Regions from separate parts of the Homo sapiens genome. Here region 1 is linked to region 2. Evidence: read pairs that join two places in POLR2A ChIA-PET (ENCODE). Cell type or tissue: Caco-2. All regions are shown on one strand. Links, peaks and the distances in the headings refer to the core of each region. The heading gives the core; the rest is flanking DNA.

Evidence for each region. Peaks named below come from ENCODE experiments on the same cell type or tissue, not always from the same donor. Only the 100,000 strongest peaks of a DNase experiment are listed, where the experiment ranks them.
Region 1: POLR2A ChIA-PET joins it to region 2 with 5 read pairs; 1 of 35 experiments calls an interaction of 5 or more read pairs at or near these places.

What each region holds. Positions count from the first base shown.
Region 1 is chr20:32,188,678-32,193,057 of GRCh38, reverse strand. It overlaps PLAGL2 (PLAG1 like zinc finger 2), which reads left to right. Exons shown (of 3, transcript NM_002657.3): 3 at 1-554. It also overlaps the pseudogene TSPY26P. Among named protein-coding and RNA genes, the nearest start is that of PLAGL2, 17 kb to the left of the region's middle. RefSeq lists silencers at 1,539-1,736, 2,611-2,890 and an enhancer at 3,989-4,380. In Caco-2, for the core only: no CTCF peak of the experiment used is centred there; DNase peaks (open chromatin) are centred at 1,824, 2,438, 2,634 and 3,097; H3K4me3 peaks cover 872 bases.
Region 2 is chr20:32,468,064-32,472,443 of GRCh38, reverse strand. The region is part of intron 5 of NOL4L (nucleolar protein 4 like); the gene reads left to right. Among named protein-coding and RNA genes, the nearest start is that of NOL4L-AS1, 91 kb to the left of the region's middle. RefSeq lists a silencer at 1,833-1,882 and an enhancer at 2,203-2,252. In Caco-2, for the core only: a CTCF peak has its summit at 1,940; a DNase peak (open chromatin) is centred at 1,903.

The DNA of each region.
Region 1 (4,380 bases), core at 159-4,158, 280 kb after region 2:
TGGGATCCCACCCTGGCCTCTCCTGGAACTCTGAACCTGCTGTGGAAGGAATTGGCCATGACCTTCACCTCTGGAGAGTAGGGTCTATGGCGAGGGAAAAGGGTGTTCACCATGATAACCTAGTGCCTCCATAGAGGGGTTTGGAAAAATTCCAGTCCGATTTCTTTGTGTGTCAGCTGACTTCCTTAGCTGATTGTTCCCACTTGCACCTCTCCACCTTTGGCACTAGAACTCCTGAGACACCACTTCTCATGCTTCTCCCTCCCTACCAGCGGTCAAGGCTTTGGAGCCACTCTTTTGTAACTCCAGATTATTTAAAGAGAAAAGTACAAGACAGAAATCTTCTAGCACTTTGTAAACACAGTGAATAACCTCTTGGAGTATTTTTGGCTTTATATAAAACAAGGTTTTTAATTGTAAAGTATAAGTGCCATTAGAAAATGCACAGGGCATATCTTTGTTAAAGTAGATTTTTCAATGTTTTACAGAATTACATTTTCAAAAAAAGGTTTTTATAATGAAGTTGTTTATTAAAAACTTCTGAATGATGTGTTTGGGAGTTGTGAACCTGTCTGATTGGGAAACGGTTGGAGAGAGCCTCGAATTGGGAAGAATTGGAGTCTCCAGACATCTTTAGCATCCAGGATGATGGTGAGCGTAGGGCAGACAGTAAAAACCCCTCCCATCAGCACCTATAAGCTTTGTACTTTTAAGTTAAATATCATATTTGCATGTCTTTGAGGTAAGTGGCATAATTCTATCAGTTAATCATCTTGGATGCAAGAGTCAGACAGCCAAAATCAAACTGGCTTTAAACACTGAAATTGCATGTAACTGGAAAATGCCAGATGTAGAGCAGTCTTTGGGTTAGGCTTGATCCAGTGGCTCCAACATGGCTGGCCTCAGCATTCCTATTTCTCTCTGCTCTGTCTTGTGTAGTTGTGACTTCATCCACAGGCCCTACAAAGTAGATTTCCCCTTTGTGTGGGAGTGAGCAGAATGCTGCCTGGATTCCAGACCTGCCATTCTCACACATTGCCAGCCAGAAGGAAGCAACCCTTTCTGGGCTCTCAGGAGAGGACTCACCACAGAAGCCCCAATAAGCATCCTGTTTCATTGGCCTTGATGGGATTCTGTGCCATCCCCAAACCAGTTACCATATGCCAGTGACAACAAGACTGAAACAGGAGTGGTTTCTCAAAGGAAATTTGGGGCACTCTTAAGATGAAGAATTGATGCTGGTTGTCCAAGAAAGGACAAATGTTCACCCTAGTCACTGCCCAAGGTGTACAGCTGGTGACAGCTAGGACCTGACCTTACCTATACTTGTGCCCAACCACCGGGTTCAGGCAGACTGCTGAGAGGCTTACATAGCTTCACCTGACTTTGGTGGTCTCTAATGAAGGTCGTTACCACCATCCTGGGTGCCAGCCCTTGTGCTGAGATCCTCCCATCAGGGGCTCAGACTGAACTGGCTTTTCTGTGGTCTGGAGCCAGTGTCTATGGCCAAGCAGTGCAAGTCACTTGCAGTCCAGCCAAGAGCCTATGGGGCCGTTAACAAGTGCAGGTGTTTTATGTACAAAGGAAGTGGGCTGACCCTTCATTTTTGACCTTCCACTTGACAAATGTTCACTGTCCACCCCAGTAGGTTAAAACCCTAGCTAGGACCCTAAGGAAATCCACCTTGCTCCCTAGGGAGTGTATACCACAGTATAGGTCTGAGGGCTCAGATGAGGGAGCTGTTGTATCCATTTGTCAGGAAAAGGCTGAAAGCTTTCTGGAAGAGGTGGCAAGGACTTCCACGCAGAGGTGGAGGGGGATTGGAGGTACTGACCTCCATAGGCCACAGTTTGGGAGCTGAGACCACAGGAACACAGATTTGCAGGATCGAGGACTAAGAGGGCTGGCCAATCCAGCTCTTAGCCTGCCAGGTACAGTTCCTGCACTTCAAGCTAGAGTCCACCTTTGGAAGGGTAGCCTTTGGGCCTAGCACAAAGTGAAGCAAGGTCCACCTCGCTTCTGCCAACCAGCCCAGGAGGAACCAACTCCTGTTGGGGAAACCAGGCAGATGCCCACTCGCTCCCTGGTTTGTAGCATTTAAGACCCTCTCTCACCCCAGATCCTTCCACTCTGACCTTGCTTATTTTCCCCACATGAATATTTCAAGCACCTGCTTTCCCTACATGAACGTGTTGATCACCTTTGTGTGTCAGAAAATTACCATTATCTGCCGCTCCCAGTTTCAGTCTGGTCAGTCTTTGCAGGAGATACCTCTTAAGCCCTCTGCATGTGCCTGAGTAATTTATCCCCTGTAAGGCCGAGAGTGTCCTACAACTGCCCCAAAGCGCCACTCGAGTGTGGAAGCCGGGCGACTCCTGCCTGCCCACCGCAGATGGGGAACACTGAGCAATCGCCTGGCGTGGTGGTTGTGATGGGAAAGTTTTACTTGTCCAGGACCAGCGACTGGGCCTGTCCCCTGGTGTTTGCTCCGAGCTGACTCTTGCTTGGTACACACTTCTCCCCACCTCCACCGCCAGCGCCAACGAATGTGGGGACAGTTCGTCTGGCGCCCGCGGTCGCATCCCCATCGGGCAGTTCCGTACCCCTCCTCCGGGCTTCCAAGCCGCTCGCCCCGGCTGCGGGAGACCCCGGCGAATCACATCCGAGAGGGGGGCGCGTGGGGCGGAGCCTTCCTCCCACTGTCCTCCCGCCACCAGCCGCCCCTGTCGCCGAGCCCGCAGTCGCCAGCGCGCCCCGAGCCCCTCCAGGCCAGAGGCTCCCGCAGGCGATGGCGGACAAGAGGGCGGGGACCCCAGAAGCCGCGGCGCGCCCGCCGCCCGGCCTTGCCCGGGAGGGGGACGCGCGCACGGTCCCCGCGGCCCGGGCCCGAGAAGCTGGGGGGCGCGGGTCCCTCCACCCCGCAGCGGGCCCCGGGACCGCCTTCCCTTCCCCTGGGCGCGGGGAAGCGGCCTCCACGGCGACTACTCCGAGCCTGGAAAATGGCCGGGTCCGGGACGAAGCCCCAGAAACCTGTGGTGCAGAGGGGCTAGGGACTCGGGCAGGAGCCAGCGAGAAGGCCGAGGACGCGAACAAGGAGGAGGGCGCCATCTTCAAGAAGGAGCCAGCGGAGGAGGTGGAGAAGCAGCAGGAGGGGGAGGAGAAGCAGGAGGTGGCAGCGGAGGCCCAGGAGGGCCCGCGGCTCCTGAACCTTGGTGCCCTAATTGTGGACCCACTGGAGGCCATCCAGTGGGAGGCGGAGGCCGTGAGCGCCCAGGCCGACAGGGCCTACCTCCCGCTCGAGCGCAGGTTTGGGCGGATGCACAGGTTGTACCTCGCCCGTAGGAGCTTCATCATCCAGAATATTCCGGGCTTCTGGGTCACCGCCTTCCTGAACCACCCGCAGCTCTCAGCCATGATCAGCCCTCGAGATGAAGACATGCTCTGCTACCTGATGAATTTGGAGGTGAGGGAGCTCAGGCACTCTAGGACAGGTTGCAAATTCAAGTTCCGCTTTTGGAGCAACCCCTACTTCCAGAACAAGGTGATAGTGAAGGAGTATGAATGCAGAGCCTCAGGCCGAGTGGTGTCTATTGCGACTCGCATCCGATGGCACTGGGGCCAGGAACCCCCGGCCCTCGTACACAGGAACCGGGACACTGTCCGAAGCTTCTTCAGCTGGTTTTCACAGCACAGCCTCCCAGAGGCCGACAGGGTTGCCCAGATTATTAAAGATGACCTGTGGCCCAACCCCCTGCAGTACTACCTGCTGGGGGATAGGCCCTGCAGAGCCAGGGGAGGCCTCGCAAGGTGGCCCACGGAGACCCCTTCTAGGCCCTACGGGTTCCAGTCTGGCTAAGTGCTGCCTTGGGATGTGCGGCCTACATAAGCTTCCTCATGCCTCCTACGGGTGGCGGATCTGGGCTCAGGCCCATGGTGGGCGCTCTGTTGTCTGCTGTCTGCTGTCTGCTGTCTGCTGTCTGTTCTGTGCACTCCCGCTCTGCGTGGTTCGGTGGACTCAGCTCTCAAATTGTGGCCCTCGTGGCCAGTCTCTACTGTTTCCATATGGCCTCTTGCTGTTCTGTGTTAACATCACGTGGCTGTCACATGCCGCTGCGTCTACACTAAGCACCCAGTGCTGTGGATGTGCACTGCCATAATCTTTACGGCATGGACCTGTGACCGTGGCCATCCCAGCCATTTTTGACAAGGGTACCCACAAGTCACTACTTGGAGGACAGTGCCTCTTTGAGGCCTATGCTTCAAGACTCCAGCCTGCCGGCCTTCGCATGCTTGCTGGTCGTGCTCACAGTAGCTCTCTACACCCTGGCTGTGGCAAACTGAGTCTCATCACCCAAGATGAAGTGGCTTCATTTGGTGCCG
Region 2 (4,380 bases), core at 91-4,090:
CGCTTTAGCCCTCTGTGTGCTCCACTCCCCGCCCGAGGGTCTCCATTGCAGAAGCCCCCCAACCCCACTGATGCCCAGGTGGGCTTGGTGTGTGGGCTCTGGCCTTCCGTCCTTCGTGGAAGTCTGAGGCCTGCTGTAAGGTCAGTCTTGGTCTCTGCCCTGCCCCTGGGACTCGGTTGCGAACATGGCCCATTGTCGGTACCTGCTGAATGTCTGTTATCCCCGAATGAACAAACGAACAAACATTTACTGAGACCTACCCAAGCACACCATTGCAGAGCAGATGGAGCTCCGCCTCTGATGGGGGATAAGTTGGGTTGTTTGTTTCTGGGGACATCCTTCCCATCTGAGTACCTGGGCCTTTTCTTTTCGCCGGGAGTGTGGGGACTCCCAAGGCTGTGCTGATGACACACCTGTGTTGGTCCGTTTGGTGTTGCTATAAAGGAATACCTGAGGCTGGGTAATTTATAAAGAAAAGAGGTTTATTTGGTTCACAGTTCCACAGGCTGTACAGGCATGGCACTAGCATCTGCTTGGCTTCTGGTGAGGCCTCAGGAAGCTTACAGACATGGCAGAAGGTGAAGGGGGAGCAGGCATGTCTCATGGTGAGAGAGGGAGCAAGAGAGAGGGAGGAGGTACCAGGCTCTTTTAAATAACCAGCTCTCGCATGAACTCATAGTGAGAACTCACTCCATACAGCACCCAGCCACTCATAAGGAATCTGCCCCTCATGACCCAGACACCTCCCACCAGGCCCACCTCCAACCCTGGAGGACACATTTCACCATGAGATTTGGAGGGGACCCAGATCCCAACCATATCAGCACCCCATCCCTGCTGACAAGTGATCCAGCCAGGAGTGATTTCAGGGAGCCAGGCAGTTAGCACAGATCTACAGCTGTGGATTTGTTGGGGCCCTTCTTTAAAGATTTTAACAAAGGCAGATGAAGGCTGAGTGGCAGAGCAAATCCCATGGCGGAGACCACTGGGCCCAAGAGTGAGTTGTGCGGGTGCCAGCTCTCACTCCCCGGGAGCTTGCCTCTGAGCTTCTACCGGGGTGAGTGTCTGCTCTCACTCCCCGGGAGCTTGCCTCTGAGCCTCTACCGGGATGAGTGTCTGCTCTCACTCCCCAGGAGCATGCCTCTGAGCCTCTACCGGGGTGAGTGTCCACTCTCACTCCCCGGGAGCATGCCTCTGAGCCTCTACCGGGGTGAGTGTCTGCTTGTCCTGAAACTGAGCCCAAGAGTGAGTTGTGCGGGTGCCACAGCTTTCACTCCCCGGGAGCTTGCCTCTGAGGTTCTACCGGGGTGAGTGTCTGCTTGTCCTGAAACACAGTTAGGCTTCTGCCCCCAACCCTGCCACTGGCTGCGAGTCTTGGTCTCCCAGACCTCTTTACACCAGTTCCCCACACTCTGAAGTCCTGGGATGCTCCCAGGTCCCTGCGATCACAGCCACTGGTGCTTGGCAGGGAGCACCACTCACAGTGCCCTCATCTCATGGGGAGGAAACTTAGGATCAGGGAGAGACTTGGGGCAACTCAGCCAGAGTTGGGGAGGTGCCAGTGCTTCTCCTCTCTCCCCTTTGGCAGGGGCAGGGGCCATGTGTGAGGGTCCCCAGAAGATGGGCAGGGCAGCTAGGGAACCAAAGAAGGCCCTCTCCACACACTTGGGGCGCTCCCTCCTTGGGGCCCAGGGCCATGCGGGCCAGCTCCTGCCACAGTTTCCTGCCCAGGCACGGGCCAGGTCCCCTAAAGACCCTCGGCCAAGCCCCGGCTGAGGCGTGGGCTTTCTTTTGGGTCTGAACAGGGCTCTGTGCACATCATAGGGTGTGGAGGGAGGATGCCTGAGAGACTTTGTCCAGAGGCACTGTGGTCTGGCGTTGCCTTGGGGCTGAACAGCACATCCGTCTGTACTTACGCCGCCACCTGTGGGATGATCTGTTTGATGCAGTCTCCTCCCCAAGTACCATAAGCACCCTGAGAGCCAGGCCTCCAGCACCCAGCACAGGGCCTGGCACCACGCAGGTGCTGGGGTGCTGTTTGTTGAATGAATGAGTGGATGAAAATGAACGAAGGCATGCACGGAGGCAGGTGAGCCAGTGCGCCTCCTGCAGGCCGGGGCTGGCCCAGGTTCCTGACCCGGCAGGCGGGGCCACTCCTTCCGTTTCCCCTGGATGTGCTTCAGCAGGCCTCTCACTCTGCCCCTTCCTGAGCGGAAAATGTGAGGCCCGTCTGGCCTCCAGAAGGGATGCGTGGGGGCAGGGAGCGGACATTACTCACCTCCTGGGCAGACAGGAAGCCAGCGCCAGGGGAGAGCAGGGGTCTGCTCGCTGGGCCTGCATCCGCCTTCTGCAGGGTGGGCAGTCGGGGGATTGCTGAGCAAGAGTCGTGTGGAGCCCTGGCTGGGGCAGGTCAGGGCCTGGTGTGTGCGCCTCTCAGATGAGGCCGCTCCTCCAACCTGGGCCTCGGGACACACGGGCTCCCGCACTGTGCAGGCCTGAGTCTGGACAAAGGCACTGAGGGCCCTTTGGCTCTTCCAGGTTCTTGGCCACTTTAGTCACACCAGCGTTGGCCTTGTGACACACAGGGGTGATGAGCCCTGTCCCCACCTCCCTGGAGGAGTCTGGGGTTTGGTTGAAGCCAAACAGGCACCAGTGTGGGACCCCTGCAGGCTGTCAGCTTGCTGAGGGCAGGAGCCACATCTTTGTAGAAATGTCCCTTATTTCTCCCCTTATTTCAGAAGTATTACAATTATTGTAGAAAAATAAAGGAGAAGGCCAGGTGCGGTGGCTCACGCCTGTAAGCCCAGCATTTTGGGAGGCTGAGGCGGGTGGATCACCTGAGGTCAGGAGTTTGAGACCAGCCTGACCAACATAGAAAAACCCTGTCTCTACTAAAAATACAAAATTAGCTGGGTGTGGTGGCACATGCCTGTAATCCCAGCTACTCCGGAGGCTGAGGCAGGAGAATTGCTTGAACCCGGGAGGCGGAGGTTACAGTAAGCCGAGACCACACCATTTGCACTCCAGCCTGAGTAACAAGAGCAAAACTCCATCTAAAAAAAAGAAAAAAAAGAAAAAAAAATAGAAAAATAAAGGAGGAAAAAAGAAAATGAAAAATAATGATGTCTGGGGCCCTATTTTTCTCAGACTTTTCTATGTATCTAAGTAACCAGAGCCTCATTTTCTTTTCAATGAGGCAGTATTGGCGCCTTTTTTCTCACATAGTCATTGGCCTCCCTGACACTGATGTGGGCCAGCCACAGTTCAAAGCTTGTCTAGTCAGTCCAGTGACTGGGGTCCCATTCCTGAGCCCGCTGTGTGCCCAGCCTGACCCTGCTGTGTGCCCAGCCTGACCCTGTGAGCCCAGAGCTATACATGTCGCTGTTCCACAGGGCAGGAAACATCGTCTCCGAGGGGAAGTAACTTGCCCAGACCACAGGGACTGGGTCTCTCCAGAGCCAGCGTTTTGGCCACTCCTGTGGAAGGACACTCAAGTCCCTGTTTTTCTTTCTTTCTTTCTTTCTTTTTTTTTTTTTTTTTTTTGAGATGGAGTCCCGCTCTGTTGCCCAGGCTGGAGTGCAAAATGGTGTAATCTCGGCTCACTGCAACCTCCGCCTTCCAGGTTCAAGCAATTGTCCTGCCTCAGCCTCCCGAGTAGCTGGGATTACAGGCGTGCACCACCACGCCTGGCTAATTTTTGTATTTTTAGTAGAGACAGTGTTTCACCATGTTGGTCAGGCTGGTCTGAAACTCCTGACCTCATGATCTGCCCGCCTCGGCCTCCCAAAATGCAGGGATTACAGGCGTGAGCCACCGTGCTTGGCCAAGTCCCTGTTTTTCATTGCTGGAAGTGGCGCTGCAGGGTGCCCCTCAGGGCTGGCCCCATGTGGCCTGAGTCTCCTGTCCTGGGCTTTATCCCCAGGCCCTAGCACTGAATAGGTGCTCAACCAACGGCCACTGAGTCACTCTTGGCAGAGATGGGGAATCAGAGAAAGGGCCTGGGAGGAGGTGGCCTGGGAAGCTGGGCAGAGGCGTGGCAGCAGGGGGCTGGGAAGGGAGGAGGTGCCCGATGCCAGGATTGAGGGTTTCTTGGGTCACCTGTTTCCAAAAGCTCCCTATGACCCCAAGCTCCAACCAGGAGAGAAGGGCAGAGAGGCCACAGCCAGGCCATCTGGGGAGGGTCTGGCATGGAAGGGTTCTGGGAGGATGGAGTGGTCGGGCCCAATATGTGGCATCCTGTAGGCAGGTCCTGGGTGCTGTGCCATGGATCTGGCCGGCCCTTCCCCGAAGTATGGTCTTGAGCTAGCCGATCCCCCAACTCTGGGCCACAGCTTCTCTCTGTGACATGGCCTGGGGGCTGTGGCCCCTCATCCTGGCATG